Regions from separate parts of the Mus musculus genome. Here region 1 is linked to region 2. Evidence: chromatin loops called from intact Hi-C (ENCODE). Cell type or tissue: left cerebral cortex. All regions are shown on one strand. Links, peaks and the distances in the headings refer to the core of each region. The heading gives the core; the rest is flanking DNA.

What was found. Hi-C counts contacts between places; a loop is a spot of excess contacts. Peaks named below come from ENCODE experiments on the same cell type or tissue, not always from the same donor. Only the 100,000 strongest peaks of a DNase experiment are listed, where the experiment ranks them.
Region 1: a loop joins it to region 2, with 4 times the contacts of the local background. A loop is called at or near these places in 2 of 42 quality-filtered maps.

Annotation. Positions count from the first base shown.
Region 1 is chr9:62,283,162-62,291,106 of GRCm38, reverse strand. No RefSeq gene overlaps it. Among named protein-coding and RNA genes, the nearest start is that of Spesp1, 5.0 kb to the right of the region's middle. In left cerebral cortex, for the core only: a CTCF peak has its summit at 3,959 (motif pointing left); DNase peaks (open chromatin) are centred at 3,954, 5,143, 5,935 and 6,630; H3K27ac peaks cover 1,665 bases.
Region 2 is chr9:63,459,271-63,467,215 of GRCm38, reverse strand. The region is part of intron 17 of Iqch (IQ motif containing H); the gene reads left to right. It overlaps Gm16759 (a long non-coding RNA gene), which reads right to left. Exons shown (of 5, transcript XR_003948339.1): 2 at 6,333-6,926. Among named protein-coding and RNA genes, the nearest start is that of Gm25995, 21 kb to the right of the region's middle. In left cerebral cortex, for the core only: a CTCF peak has its summit at 4,719 (motif pointing right); a DNase peak (open chromatin) is centred at 4,718.

The DNA of each region.
Region 1 (7,945 bases), core at 1,899-6,898, 1.2 Mb after region 2:
ACATTTCCCTGGCACAACAATGACAACTATCGACATTCCTCCACATTTTCTGCTACCTGGCTCTGCCTTGAGTTCCTGCCCTGACTTCCCTCAGTGGTGAGCTGTTGTCTGGAAGCAGAAGCTGAGATAAGCTTGCTTTTGGTACTCAATGTCTGTCAGAGCAACAGAAAGAAAAGCTGAACAGGTGGATAACAGGCCTGGTTTCCTGCCCTCCAGGAGGGAGCTGGAAGGACAGGTGACAAACTCAAATCCAGTAGTGACGGCGAGACAAATGTCAAATGGTAGGAAAATCAACAGTGAGGCAGTGTTGAAGAAATGTAGGAGTTGCCCAGAGGATATTTGAACAAAGAACTGGAGAAGTTGTTGGCTTTGGATAGCTTTCGTGGGACACGGGTGGTAGAGGAAGACCTTGTAGCTTGAAGGGTTATCATCCAGCTGTGACAGGACAGGGGTAGCCCTGACGCCGGTTTATTCTAACTGTGAAGGTGACAGATGTGCTCTAATTGCATGTCTTACCTCCTTTTGTTTTAGCTGCATATCAACACATGACCAAAAGAATAGAACTCCTGACGTGATGTCACGAGCCTCCACTTTGATACGTGCGTGGGCTTCTGTAAGCACTGATTGAGTCCTAATATTTAGTGCCTGTCATGAGTCTCGACATGGCATGTGAGGGCACAGAGACACCAGGCACATCATGATGGCCTCCTTATATTCCAGTCTTTGCATTTTCCTTAGAGATTCCCACTGCCCAATAGTATCCAGATTGTGCTCATCCCGTTCCACATGCTGGGGCTGATAGGTAGGGTTTCCCCGTGGCCTCTGCTTCTGCCTCACCTCCCAGCCTCCACCAGCTCCTTCTGTTCCCTCTTTCCTGCCATACAAGTACATCACAGGGCTGTCATTCTGGCTACCTTGTTACCTCCTAGCCACCTTGGACAGAAGGTCCTGTAGTCTCTAGACAAACTCTCCAGTTGTTATGCCTTCACCTTCTTAAGCACTCTGGGTAGACTTGAAGCATCCTCAGGTCACACCAGGCCCCTCCCTCTGCACCCTGCATCTCTCTGGGCCCTAGGTACACTTCTGGTCTCCTTGTTCATCTTTAAGAGCCCTTGATGAATGTCTTGATTTTTGTGGGAGGAAGGTCGTGGCCAAGCTCCCAGATCCCACTGGGGCTGTGTGATGGGCTGAACTATGTCTCCTCAAAATTTATACACAAAGCCCTAATCTCCAGTACCACTGATGGGGTCTTTAAGAGAAGCAATCAAAGTAAAATGAGAAGTAAGTCCTGTGGGTGAGCTCTCAATCTTAAATGACCAGTGGGCTCTCTCCCCCTCTCCCCTCCCCAGTCTTCTCCTCCCTTTCCAGCTTTCCCTCTGCCTACGCCTTCTGCTCCCCTTTTCTCCGGAGACAGGGTCTCTCTATCCATGGCTGCTGTGTAACACACTATGTAGCCCATGCTGGCCTCCAACCTACTCCTGCTTGAGCCTCCCAAGTGGTCTGTGTCTTTGTATAAGATACAAAAGCACAGGCATGCAGAGGAAGGATCATGAGGAGACACGAGAAGAGCCATGGAGAAAGGTGTCAGTAGGAACTAAACACTTTGATCTTGGTTTCCTAGGCTCAGGATTTGCAAGGGAACCAGCTGCTATTGTTTAAGCCGGTGTGTGAGAGAGTGTTTTAACTGCTCTGGATTCCCGTGTAGTGTGAGTGTGTGCATGTGTGATATTTAACTTTCAGGGTTTGCTTTAAGGGAGAAATGACACCATTTGTGACAACACAGCTGTGTAGGTAGTGAGGTTTCTCGCACCTCATATGCTAGGCAGGTACTCCCTCACTGAGCTAACTCTCAGAGCAATACTTATTTTTTTATAAAGATTTATTTATTTTTTATTATATGTAAGTACACTGTAGCTGTCTTTAGACACTCCAGAAGACGGAGTCAGATCTCATTATGGATGGTTGTGAGCCACCATGTGGTTGCTGGGATTTGAACTTCAGACCTTCAGAAGAGCAGTCGGGTGCTCTTACCCACTGAGCCATCTCACCAGCCCTGTTTGGTTTTTTTTTGTTTTTTTGTTTTTTTGTTTTTTTGTTTTTATACCTTTCTCAATTACTGATGTTTCAAGCTGGTAAAGAGTTTATACGTGGTTACTGGAGTTGTGAGTAAATGGCCTGATTAGCTGTTTGTTCTGTATATGATAAACTCCCGTTTCTCTAATGTGTCTAGCAATGAGTCTATTCTGGCCAATTCAAAGGCCAAAAAAATCTTATATTAGCACATGTCAAGGTGCAACTACTGGTGGAGATAGGAGCTGATGAGTAACTAGAGTTCATAAGGACTTAACTAGCTGAACTGATTCCCTCCACCAACAGCACCACACTTACAGCCCCACTGAAAGTCATTCTGTGTGTGTGTAGGTGCATATGTGTGTGTGTTTGTATTCCTCTGTGTGTGTGTGTGTGTGTGTGTGTTTGTGTGTGTGTGTAGGTGCACATGTGTGTGAAAAACAAGGTCAGTCTCAGCTGTTATTCCCCAGGAGCCATGCACCTCTCTTTTTAAGACAGGCACTCTCATTGAGACCCGGACCTTGATGGCTAGGCTAAGCTGGCTGCCCAGAGAGCTACCTGTTCTCACCTCCCCAGTGCTGAGGTGACAAATGCACAATACCATGCTCATGTGGCTGCTGGGGACTGGACTCATGTCCTTATGCCTGAGCTGTAAGCACTTTGCTGACTGAGTCATCCTCACAGCTCTGAAACCCTGTTTTATATAAAATTATCTTCCATTTGATTTGGTGGCACCTGCCAGAAAATTCCATATAATCTTTAACACTTCATACTTATAGAGCTTGAACTTAGTCAGGCATACAAAAAAGCCTGTGGGGCAGCAAAACACACACACCAACACACACACCAGAGAGAGAAAGAGGTCTTATCTGTGTGTATTTTATTCTTCAGAAGTTAAATGAGTTTCTAACTGAACTTGTGTTGAGGACTCCTTTGAAATTCATCCAGGTGGGGAGCTTCGTGGAGACTTACAACACATCTTTGGGTCACCAGCTTCACCCTTAGACTGTCATGAGGTCTGACACTAACAGCCACAATGTCAGAGTCTTCCTGGATGGAGCTAAAAGTATGCCAAGGACCACATGCTTGCAACTCCTTTCAGCTACACCCATCCTCTTTACAGTTTATTAAAATCATTCCACGGGGCCAGAGAACTAGCTCGGTTAAGGCTGGAGAGTTGGCTCAGTGCTTGACATCTGGGGAGCTGGCTCAGTGGTGAAAAGCACTGGCTGACCTTACAAAGGAGAGGATTCAAGCTCAGTTCCCAGCAGGCTTGCCATCATCTGCAACTTCGGTTCTAGAGGATCCAGTGCCTTCCTCTGCCCTTTTCTGACATACAAATACACGCAGGCAAAGTAGCTATACACATAACATTAAATGAATCTCTTTAAAGCAAACAAAAATGTTCCACAGAGACAATTTCAAGTCCTCTATAGTAAGTAAAGGAAGAAAACAAAACCCCCATTTGCCTAACTAGGTGTCAGAACCTGGCAAAACAGGGCATTTTCCAGAGGCAGCCTAGCACTCTATTGTGCCCCAAGATGGGTGTGGTTTTGTAAGCTGATTTCAGTCCTGGCCTGTGTGCAGAGCGGCTGCACTGGAACCGGAGACAAGGACAGCATTCCTCAAACCAGCCTACAGCGGGGAAAATACTTTCAACATGCAGAGACCTGTTAAATTATTCTTATTGAATTGTTTAAAATATTGCTGTGTGATATTTGTTGTATTTAGAATGGGAAGCATGAAAACTAAATGCACAATAAATAGCAAAGCATTTATTGCTACAGTGTAGCAAAATTAAAGGCCAGTTTCTAGATTCTCAGCAGCAGGTGCTCAGAAGTTAGCAGGCAACTCCCGTCCACTCATTAGTGAGGCTCTGCTGCCCTCATGTGGTGAAATTACTTCTCTGCCAGAACCTGTGATTGTCCTAGAGAGCATCTTTTGTCTTCCTCTCAGGCTGAACTCATCCCTCAAGCAAATTTTTCTGCCTCAGCTTTCTATGAAGTTATAGGGATGAGACACTAGACATTACATATATCTTAGAGAGAGTGTCTTTAAAAGTATTATTAGGGTGGTTGAGTGGATGGATGGAAGGATGAATGGAGACATGGATGGCTCCATGGATAAAACACTCTTCAAGCATGAGGGCCTGAGTTTGAAACCCCAGCTCACATAAAAAGCCAGGCATGGGCTGGAGAGATGGCTCAGTGGTTAGAGCACTCACTGCTCTTCCAAAGGTCCTGAGTTCAATTCCCAGCAGCCACATGGTGGCTAACAACCACCTGTAATGCAATCTGACATCCTTTTCTAGAGTGTCTGAAGACAGCTACAGTGTACTCACATATAATTAAAATAAATAAATCTTAAAAAAAAAAAAAAAGAAAAAAAATCCAGGCATGGCTGCATATGGCTGTACCTTCAGAACTGGGAGGAAGAGCCAGGCTAGACCAATGAGCTTCCAGTTTAGTGAGAGACTCGGTCTCAAAAGCAATTCAGCAGAGAATGATAGAGGAAGATATGCTATTCTGGTTAGTTTTGGTCAGCTTGACATAAACTTGGGTCCACTGGAAAGAGGGAATCTCAAATGAAGAACTGTCTCTATCAGATTTTCTGTGGGCATCTCTATGGGACAGCTTCTTGGGGCAGCCTATTATGGGTGGTGCTATCTCATGGTAGATGGTCCTGGGTTGTATAAGAAAGCAGGCTAAGCCACGATGAGCAAGACAGTGAGCAGCCTTTCCCCATGGCTTCTGTTTCAGTTCCTGGCCTGAGTTCTTGCTATATCTTTTTTCAAGAATGGGTGGTAATTTGAAAGCCAAATAAACCCTTTCCTCTCCAAGTTGCTTTCAGCCAATGTTTTATCACAGTAACAGAAAGCAAGCTAGGTCTCCTGCTGTGGCCTCCAGATGGTGAACCTCACACTCACACTCACACTCACACTCACAGGTGTGCTGCACACATACAAGAAGGTGAGGGAGGGAGAGGGAGCTCACTCAATCATGTGCACATTCATTTTTAAAAAAGGGTTTATTTTTATTTTCACTTATGTGTGTGTGTGTGGGTATGTGTACATGCTCTGTGGGTGTTTGCAGAGCTCACAGATCACCTGGAGCTGGAGTTACAGCTGATTGTGAGCCTCCCGATGTGGGTGCCAGGGCCTCAGGAAGAACAGGAAGTGCTCTTAACTCCTGAGCCACAGATGCATTCATTCTGTAAGTACTAAGATTGACTTATCTTTCCAAGCACCGGACCAAGCAAGGGGTGGAAGTGACATTTGATGTAAGGGTGTGAAAGATGCATTGCTACTGAGTAGGCAAAGGCTCCAGTGTGACCTTCTCAGCTCACTTATAGCCCGGAGAACACGGGGTGGTCACTGGGCAGTGTGTGATGAAGGACTTCCTGAGTGTGCATCTTCGTCTAGAGAGACACGTGTGTGTCTGGCTAACCAGATTTACCCCAATCTACTGGACTGAGAGAAGGAATAAGTGCAATACATACAAACTTTGGATGAGCTATGTCCATCTAAAGATGGTGTCTACGGAAAATCTTAGGCTGAGACAGCAGAAGAGAGTAGATAGAACCTTTCCTGGCTCACTGAAAACCAAAATAGAATGTTTTAGCACACTCCACGCCTATGTGTATCTTCTATTTTCATATGTGTGTGCCCGTAAGTGTGTGTGCATGTGTGCATTTGAATACATGTGTGCTCCTGCACATGGAGACCACGTGTCAGTCTCCACCTTACTTACTGAGACAGGGTTGCTCACCGAGCTGTCTGGTTTGTCTAGACTGGCTGGCTAGCAAGCTCCAGGGATCCTCCTGTCCCCACTTCCCCACTTCTGGGGTTATAGTTACTGACACCAGGTGGTGACACCTGGCTTTCTACATGTATACAGAGGATCAGCACAAAGGTCCCCAGGCTCACATAGTAAGGACTTTCCCAGCTCAGTCACTTCCCCAGCCCCTGGTTGCACAGTATTCTACTCGACAAACGTAGTTTGCCTGGTTCGATTTGTTCAGGCTGTTGTACCAAATAACACCACAGGCCAGGTGATTGAAACAACAATTTATTTCAACTACTGGGAGGTGGGAGAGTTGATTTGGTGTCTGGTGGAAGCCACCTTCTTCACAGATGACTGTCATCCAGTGTCCTCCCACAGAACCTCTGGGGTCTCTGTTTTAGGGTACCAATCTCACTCGTGAAGGTATTCATCTCTCAAAAGCTCCATCGCCTTCTCATCTTGGCGAGAGCTGGGATTTCAACAGGTGATGGGGGTAGGGAGTAGGAACCTTAGGTCCATATTTTCTTTGGATTTGACTGTCTCTGTATTACAAGCTACGGTTATCTTAGGACCTACGTTCTCTCCCTGAATCTGTGTTATAGAATTTATATCACAGTGTGTGTATTATGTTACTGCTTTTGTTACATATTCCAAGTTGCTTTCCAAACAGTCCCAACTGTTTGGTTCCAGCATGCTGCTATATTTGGGGTGAGCACTGCTGGGGAGCCTCGAAGACTCACGAACCAAGCCTGAAACAGCACCGTGCAAGCTGTCACGACTTCGTTACCTCTTACTCATCCCTTGACTCAGCCTGGCCTGGCTTCTTCCCAAACCACTTCACCGAAACTGTTCCTGTCAAGGGCCTGTAGCTGATGCTAGGCCTAAGCCTGTCTTTGTGTCTGCCTCCCCCCTCTTCCTTCTGCCCCCCTCCCCCATCTGTCTTTTCAGAAGTTCAACAGTCTGAGACTCCTCCACAGTGTGCCTCTCGGGTTCCTTACCACCACCATTCTCTGGAATCCTTCCCTCTCCACTGTGTCCTCTCTAGCCTGCCTGTCTCCTGGCGATCCATCCTAGGACCAGGGTCTGCTCCATCTGCCCATCTTTCTTGATCTATCTCAGACAGCTCTGCTACCAAATGTTCACGCCTATAACTCAACCTCTGCTTCAGCTTTCTTCCTGGCCTACATCCAACTCCTCACGGGATAGACCACTCCGGTCAGAGGTCCCAAGCCCATCCTTACCTTAACAGCATGGAGCACAAAATTCTTTATCCTTCTCCACCTCCGTACGTACCTACATTGCACATTTCAGTAAATGTTCATCAAAAAACCCTAATGATCTAGCCAGAAATCTGGGCATCGTCTCCTATTTTCTCCTCCTCCACATTTAAACAATTCCCTAATCTTTATTATTTTTGAGACAGTGTCTCATGTAGCCTAGGTTGGCTTTCAAGTATATTTTTTAAGATTTATTTATTTATTTATTTATTTTTATGTATGTGAGTATACTGTCGCTCTCTTCAGACACACCAGAAGAGGGAATGGGATAACATTACAGATGGTTATGAGCCACCTTGATGTGGTTGCTGGGAATTGAACTCAGGATCTCTGGAAGAGCTGCCAGTGCTCTTACCTACTGAGCCACCTCTCTGGCACCACACACAATTTTTGTTTCTTTGTTTGTTTTTAAAAAATGGAACTACCATACAATCAACTATTCCATCCCTGGGTGTGTACCTGAAGTCAGCATGCCACAGACAGACTTACACACACATATTGATTGCTTTGTAATCACAATAGCTAAGACATGGAGCTGGCCTAGACTTCAACCCTTGATCCTGTCTCCACCTCTCTAAGCACAGTCTTACTGATTTTAACTCTACATGTCTCAGACATGATCACATGCTCCGAATTGTCTGCTCCCAGGAGTCCAGGCCCTCAGCAGTACCCCCGAGTCTCCTCACTAGACCTTGCCTCTACTCTGCCTTCTTTGACATCTTCTGGTCTCTACAATGAGTCTAAGCTTTTTACCGCTGTCATCTAATCTCAGCCTTCCTTAGCTCAGAACATTGAAGCATCCCCCCATTGTCTCAG
Region 2 (7,945 bases), core at 1,893-6,892:
CACTGTGAAACTTCAAGTCACGTTGAAGACCTAGAGAATATGCCACCCCAGATTTTAGGGGGTATGAACAAAAGAAGAGAGAAATATGAAAAAGTAATTTCACAATTGCTTTTTATGTGAGACATTTAGTGGGCATAAACAGCTAAAACTCAGATTTGATCCTTACAGATTTGATAACTGAGAGCCTTCTGGTGAATCCTTCAGAAATGAAAGCACATTAAGAGACAGTGCAGTGAATGAATGGGTAGAGAGGAGGAGGAAGAGAAATGGGGTAGAAAAAAGGAAGGATTTATGTATTTAGACTTGTACAACCACCACCTTTATCAAATTTGACATTTATTTCACTCCTCCCATTAATTCTGTTTGTTCATTTGTTAGAAATCTACTCAGGGGTCATTGGTTCCAGAGAGGTGGTCAGTTACAAGCAGCCTCTGGGGGCAGCTTGGCAGCCAGGAGGTTAAGATGGGCAGAGCCCAGGGAAGGTAGGTGGGAAAGCCAGACTCACCACACTTACTCAGACGGAAGTCTCAAGATGACTTTTTGTCAGTGGTGAATCTACTAGAATGTTTCCCAAGGCCCCAGAGCTTCTTCACCCATGTACTTCTGGAAAGAATTTCAGGAGTTACTGGTCTGAGGTAGGAGGCTTGGACAGTATTTCTCTGTCCTGACAAATCTCTGGAAATATAATTCTCAAGGTACTCTACAGATAAATGATAAGAAATGAGGCAGAAGGATGGTAAGATCCACAGGGAATTGGGGGCCCTCCTGGCTTCAGAACTATCTAGTAACTCGTGGCACTTCCTGACATGACTTCTCTGGCCCAGCTCTGTCCTCACTAGGATCAAGCATGGCAGAGGAAACCTGGGCTCTGGACTTTAACTCCACCGTGGCTTGGCTGGAATCTTTGACCCTCCATTTCCACTTATATAAACACATACTCACTATCTACTCCACAAGGCTGTTGTGAGGATGGCGGAAAAAAAAAATCCCACAGAGCCTTGCACTTAATAGCCCTTAGTACTCACTTCCCTTCCTCTTTCCTCTCCCACATTTCCTTTCTGTAGTCTGCCCTACATGAGATCAAATAGGAAGTTTCCTAAATACCACAGCCATAAGAATGATGACATGCTGTCTTGATAGAATGATCACTCTTTCAAACACAAGACGCTGTAGGCAGCAAAGACAAAGTGGAATCCAAGCTGTCTTCCGGATAACCAGCCTCCAAAGGCTGCACTATAATAAATATGCCACCTAGGAGCCATGCCTCCACCACCACCAGATCATTCAGGATTTAGTAAATTACTGGGTTAATGTGATGGAGATGAGAAGGCTCCCTGAGGAGGACATAGAAACTTGGGGTGGGAGATGCAGTGTGGTGATTGAGCAGGGTAAGAAGGTGGAAGGTGTGTCTTGGGCTCAGCTTTCCTAGGTCATGTGTTAACCAGTCTGACCAGCCCTGCCTGCCTTGTGGATCCGATGGTGCCCCACCCAGAAGCTGACATAAAACGAAAGCCTGTGATTTAGAGCAGGAACAAGTTGCCTGGCTTTTGGAAGAGTGACACTGTGTCCTTAGAGGGCATTCAGTCTACCTGATACTTTGCTTACGATATTGTGCTAATGAGTTGTTATCTCCTCTGTCCCATGGCTGCTTACTAAGCCCTGTGTGTATTGTGGGTCGCTAGTTAGCTTTAGTGTATGTGATGGATATTTGTTGGACATACATAGCAAAGTTTTATTAGGTTCTGACTTGAAAAGTAGCTAAGGCAAACCCAGAAGGCCACTTGAGAGGTAGTTTGTCATAGACCTGTTTATTCAGTTATCATCTATACCCAACCACAGTCAAATAAGGGACACACAGATTATGCAACTGTCTATACTACAATGGATGTGTGTGTAACAACCTTATTGATATACCTTATGCCATAAAGGTCACTTCCCCAAAGGAGGTACTTAGTAGTTCTGCATGTATTTAGACTTGCACAACCACCACCTTTATCAAATTTGACATTTATTTCACTCCTCCCCATCCAATGACTATAGAACCCTTAGTAGCCATTTCCCATCCCTCTTCTCCTTATCCACTGTGAACTACTTTCTGTCTCTATGGATTTCATTATCTTAGGCATCTCATGTAAGTGTGATCATACAGTGGGTGGTCTTTGGTGACTTTTCTTTGATGTACTGTGTTTTCAAAGTTCAGTCACATGGTAGCAAGTATTGGTTGTACCGATGATTCTTTTTTATGGTTCAGTAATATTCTTTTGTATGGCTATACCACATTTTGTTTTTCCACCAGTTAAAGGATATTAATTGCGTCTACTTTTCACTGAAAGAGCTTGGATGACACAAAGCTCTTTGGGTCCTGATCCTTCTTAAGTACTGACTGCCAGAGGCAGAGTTAGGGCAGACATGATAACTCAGTTGTTTGCTCTGGACTTTTGTTCTTAGAGATGGAAAGACAATGATCTTTGCTTTGAGCATTCATGGAAGTTTTTGCAGAAATACGTTTTCCTTTCTTTGCATTACATGTCCACTAGTGGAATCTATGGGTCACAGTGTAACACAGTGTAAGTTTAGCTTTTGAGGATTTAACTACGATCTCTTCTCATGTTGTTTAGTTTAATTATCCAATGGAGACATATTGATTGGCATGACTTCTATCGAGTGTCATGCTAGGTGTTGGTTGGGATACAGAAATGTAAAAACAGGCTTCTGTTCTTGGCCTCATTTTCTTTCTTGGAATGTCTCAAACTTAAATAAACTAGCCTTGGATTTACCACCAAGAACATTGAACTGTGGTCTGAACTCTGCTCTCATCCATGTCTCTTCCTTGTCAGAGCCTTGCCCCTAGGCTCTAAAGCAGGTGGGCTAGATGAACTCTAAAGCCATCACTTTCACAATCCATGTTTCTTGCCTATGTAGTCTGCAACCAGAATTATTGTTTCTAGGAGACTAGGGTTTACTGGGGCTGCAGAGCAGCCTAGGGAGGACAGGGGACTGTACTGGGATGCGTTGTGAGGCCTGAGGCCTGTGTAGGTGCTCTCCTCCTCACCCAGAGACTACCTTGCTTTGCACAAAAGTCCTCCATGCACACAAGGACTGCACACAGAAAGCCTCCCTGCTACACAACAAGAGCTCTTCTGCTTTGAACACTCCCACAAAGAAAGCCTTTTAGATCAGACAAAGCACATCCTAAGGGCCGGCCACTTCTCAGAGAAGCCGGTCATCCCCCAGCCCTGATATACAGCCTGAGAGTCACTAACCGCCACACGGAGTGTGGGATTCCTTCTCTCCATCACATGCAGGGGCAAACAATCAATAGTCCTTTAAAAACTGGTTATGGAAATTAGATTTTCATGTTTACTAATGTTTAGTGATCAATTTCCAAATAAGAAAATGGCCTTCCAAAAAGCCATAAAAAGGCAAGAAAATGCTTAAGCAGAAACAAAAGAAAGAAAAATGAGTGTGTAATTCTGTACACTAAGATTATAAATAATACCAATTAGGTCATCAGTTTTTAATAACACAAGAAGGATCATAAATTGTGATGACAGAAGCCCAGAGTAGGAAACAGAAAATGCAAGAGTGTACTTAAAATTGTGATTTTTTTTTAAAGTGAGAAACAGTGTAGCTGCTGCTGCTGCAGTTTTAAACTTCATTTTTTTTTCATTTTAGAGAACCAAATTAATCAATTTCTAGTGTGATTTTTGGCATATCCTGAAAGAATTTCTAATGTGGCAGAGAAGTTCCTAGTGCCATAGAAAAAGCTGGTCTATTGATGCTGGTAACTAGTGTTACAGATGAGTGAGACTAAGGGTTATGAACTTGGGCTCTGCTACCAGTTAGTTCCTCATTGAATGACAGGAGCTGAGAGAGTCTGTCCACCTCCCACGTAGTCAGAGAGTGAGGAGGTGGGTGAGAAGGTTGTTCTGTGCTTCCAGGCTAGAACTGCCTCAGAGCCCACAGCACCTACGGCCTTTCCAGTTTTACAGATGTTTCACCTGTCCTCATCCTGTAGGGTCCAAATGCACTCGAATGGAATCTGATTTAAGCATCCTTTCTTAAAAAGTGTCGTTACTTTGTGGACACTTTAAAAATATTTCTTGTTATTTTATTCCAAATTTTCATACTTGGAAGCCATTAACTTTTTTGTTTTGTCTTTTTTTGTTTTTTGTTTTGTTTTGTTTTCAAAAAAACAGAGTTTCTCTGTGTATTTCTGGCTGTCTTGGAACTCACTCCATAGACCAAGCTGGACCCAAACTCACAGAGATCAGCCTGCCACTGCCTCTCGAGTACAGACTAAAGGTGTGTACCAGCACTGCCCAGTTGTCATTAACTATTTTTTAAAATGTAAATATTTTAAATCTAAATATCTAAACGTTTGAAAATCATGGAGGCGGGAGGCATACTGGGTTATTTGGCCCTGACTGCTAAGAGCCGGGACTCGGGTGCTTTATTGCCTCTGACCCTGTAGACTCTAAGAACCAAAATAAGGCCCTGAGTAGGGCGGGAGATGTCCAAGGATGGATGCTTTAGCTGTTTGAAGATGGCCTTATGGAGATGTAATTTGTCATGCCCGAAGGGCAAACAATATTAATCGCAGCATGGGAAGTACTTCAGGAGGGACTCCAGAAGTTTCAGTTGTTGATCAGGTAGTCTGGTTAGGGACTGTTCCCATCTCTTAGAGACTTCTAGAAAACATTGGGCTATCCCAGAAATGGCCACTAGGTGGCAACAGGCCAAGAGGCAGCTGTTCCTCTGTCTATGGATTTGTTTTAATGCAATGCAAACAACTCTTACTAAAATATCACAATCATATTTACAAATTAAAAATTCTGTCAGTGCAGTGTACCCACTTACTTAAACATTAAGTGTCAGGTATGTCTACTACATGGAGCACTCAATGCTGTCTGACATTTTAATAATCCAAGATGGGAAGAGATGTCATTTACTATGGCAAAGAGATCACTACTTCATGTTTATGGAGATGCTGGGGCCTGTTCTGCATCCTGTGTCTGAGATGAAGGCAAGTATATAAAAGTCAGAGTCCAACAACTGAGACCTCCTACTACCCTGACTATCAAACTGTCTCCAAAGTTCTATGGGAAGAATGATCATGGGAACAGACAGACTTGGGTCTGCCAGGCCCTACAGTAATAGCCTCATGTAGTCACCTCACCACAGACCACAGGGATCCATGCTGTTAGGCCCGCTGTGTTTGGTTTGATTTTGCAGTATTAGTGATTGAACCTAAGGCCTCATGTGTGCTAGGCAAATACTCTATCATTAAGATGCAGTCACCGCCTTTGGCTTGTGTTAATAGACAAGGAAGTAGGGCCAGAGAGAGGGAACAAAATTGCTGATGACCAGACAGACAGCAGAGGAAAGACTGGCATCTTCAGCAAGTCCTTGTAACTCTGGTCCCAGGGTCTCATTCCAGGAGGTCGCTTGCCTCTGCTAAACCACTATCCTCTTTAGTCTTTACCCTCAGCTGCGGATGCTTCTCTCTCCCTACTTATCGCCCTAGCCTTCAAAAGCTTAGTGCATGTGGACCAAACCATGGTGAGAAGCAGGATGGATGACTGGTCTCTACCACAGTCTCTTAGATAAGGCTTCAGGTCCTATGGGCCTCACCTGTCTCAAGAATGACAACAGAGATGAGATGCCTCCTTACCAGGGCCTGATTTGTCTTTAAGCCTACAGTATAGCCCAACACATGCTCCTGAAATACAGTGAGAAAGAAGAAGTGCCTTAGCTCTCATCCTGTCCACCAAAACATTGTCCAACAGAAGTATCTCAAGCTGAACAAACCTACCCCTGAAGCCTGGATTTACCCTGTAACTTGTCCTTAATCTGCTCTACTGGGAAATAGTCCTTCCATTTTCTGGAGAAATTTAAGATATCTTTGATTCTCTGACTCTTCTTTTTGTCACATGTCCCACACGAGACCCATCAGGATGTCCTCTAAGATCTGATTTTGAGATGTGTCTGTGTCCTTTCACCCATAATGGTTCCCATTCTTTCTGATCTTTCCACTGCCATCTGTCACCCAAACTTCTATGGCAGTGTCATCCTGACTAGACTCATGTCTCCATCCTTGACAGTCATAGTTTCTTCTCTTACTGCATACCAGCTCTTCAAAAATAGACACCAGAACATGTAATTCCTCTCTACTCAACACCGGTGGTCCAACAAATTCTCAGCCTCTGATATTGTATCCTCGCCCCACACTGGGTCCTCCTCTTTGGTAAAGCGCAACAAACTAGAGACAGTTAAGCCACAAGTCCTTTCTTGCCACTTAGTGGTATATGGAAAATAAGCCCTTTACTCACCATAGTCAAGCCAGAAGAACACAAGGAACCTTGGACTCCCCACAGCTGGATCCTGCCACCCACAGAGGAGCTAGACATATAACTTGGCTTCTTCAGCTTAGCCATTGCTGTGTTGCTCGTGGGTTTGACAGGTGGTTTGGCCTTTCTTTAGGAAGAATCAAATGGTCCAATGATAGATTTTCCATCAGATTTAGAACCATAAATCTGAACAAAAACATGGGTAAGGGCAGTCATTCCTATATCCCTCAGTCAAACAGGCTGCTGAGGAGAATGGCTATACATCACAGCTTACTCTGAAGGCCTGGTTACCAGCTCTGTAGTGGGTGAATTCTCAGTGCTGTATCTCTTAAGCTTGGTCAATTTGCAGAATAAGTCTTTTTTTTTTTAATTTTCCACCAGGTGGTAAATCTTCACAATCCCTAGGTAGCGTCATAGACATGTCTGGAGGCAATGGAGGGATGGTCCACCTGGATCATAATCTTGAGGTACTAGTCAAGGGAAATGTCACCCAAAAAGGTGACTTAATTGTATCTCAGACACTGATAGCATAAACCTGGATCGTTGGCCTCTTAACTGCTCAGAGCCTCAGTTTCCCTACAGAAAAGAGAAGGGGGTGAAAATGTTAAGATGAGTTTGTAAAAAACATCTGTAGATTCTTTTTTTCCCCATTTTTATTAGATATTTTCTTTATTTACATTTCAAATTTTAACCCTTTTCCTTGTTTCTCCTCCAACCTCCCCCCATCCAATCCCCCTTCCCCTGCTCACTAACCCACCCATTCCCACTTCCCTATCCTGGCATTCCCCTACACTGGGACATTGATCCTTCATAAGACCAAGGGCCTCTCCTCTCACTGATATTCCACAAGGCCATTCTCTGATACATATGGGACTGAAGCCTTGAGTCCCTCCTTGTGTACTCTTTGGTTGGTGGCTTAGTCCCTGGGAGCTCTGGGGGGGTCTGGTTAGTTCATATTGATGTTCCTCCTATGGGGCTGCAAACCCCTTTAGCTCATTGGGTCCTTTCTCTAGCTCCTTCATTGGGGACCTTGTGCTTAGTCTAATGGATGGCTGTGAGCCTCCACTTCTGTATTTGTCAGACACTGGTAGAGCCCCTCAGGAGACAGCTATATCAGGATCCTGTCAGCAAGCACTTGTTGGCATCCACAATAGTGTCTGGGTTTGGTGACTGTATATGGGATGGATCCCCAGGTGGGACAGTCACTGGATGGCCTTTCCTTCAGTTTCTGCTCCAAACTCTTAAAGCTCACAAATTCTGGTTCTTCGATGCTTACTACATAATCTATAACCTTGTCTCTCAGTCTCATTTTTACCCTCAGGCTCACAAAAGGCAGCTAGCAAGAAGCAAGACAAAGCTCTTTGCCATGGAACTTGACTTGCACTTGAAGACAATTACAGAATGTAGGACCAAAGCACAGCTGCCCACATCTGTATGCTCTACCACCCATCCATTCTGCCTGTCACCAGAAAGAGGCAGAAGCAGCAGGGGTGAGCAGGCGGCCTCCATCTGCCCAGAGTACCTAAGGCAAAAGGGGCTTTATATTAAGTCTCTCTCCCACTCCTTCTCACATAGAAGCACGTTGTTGCCTTGTC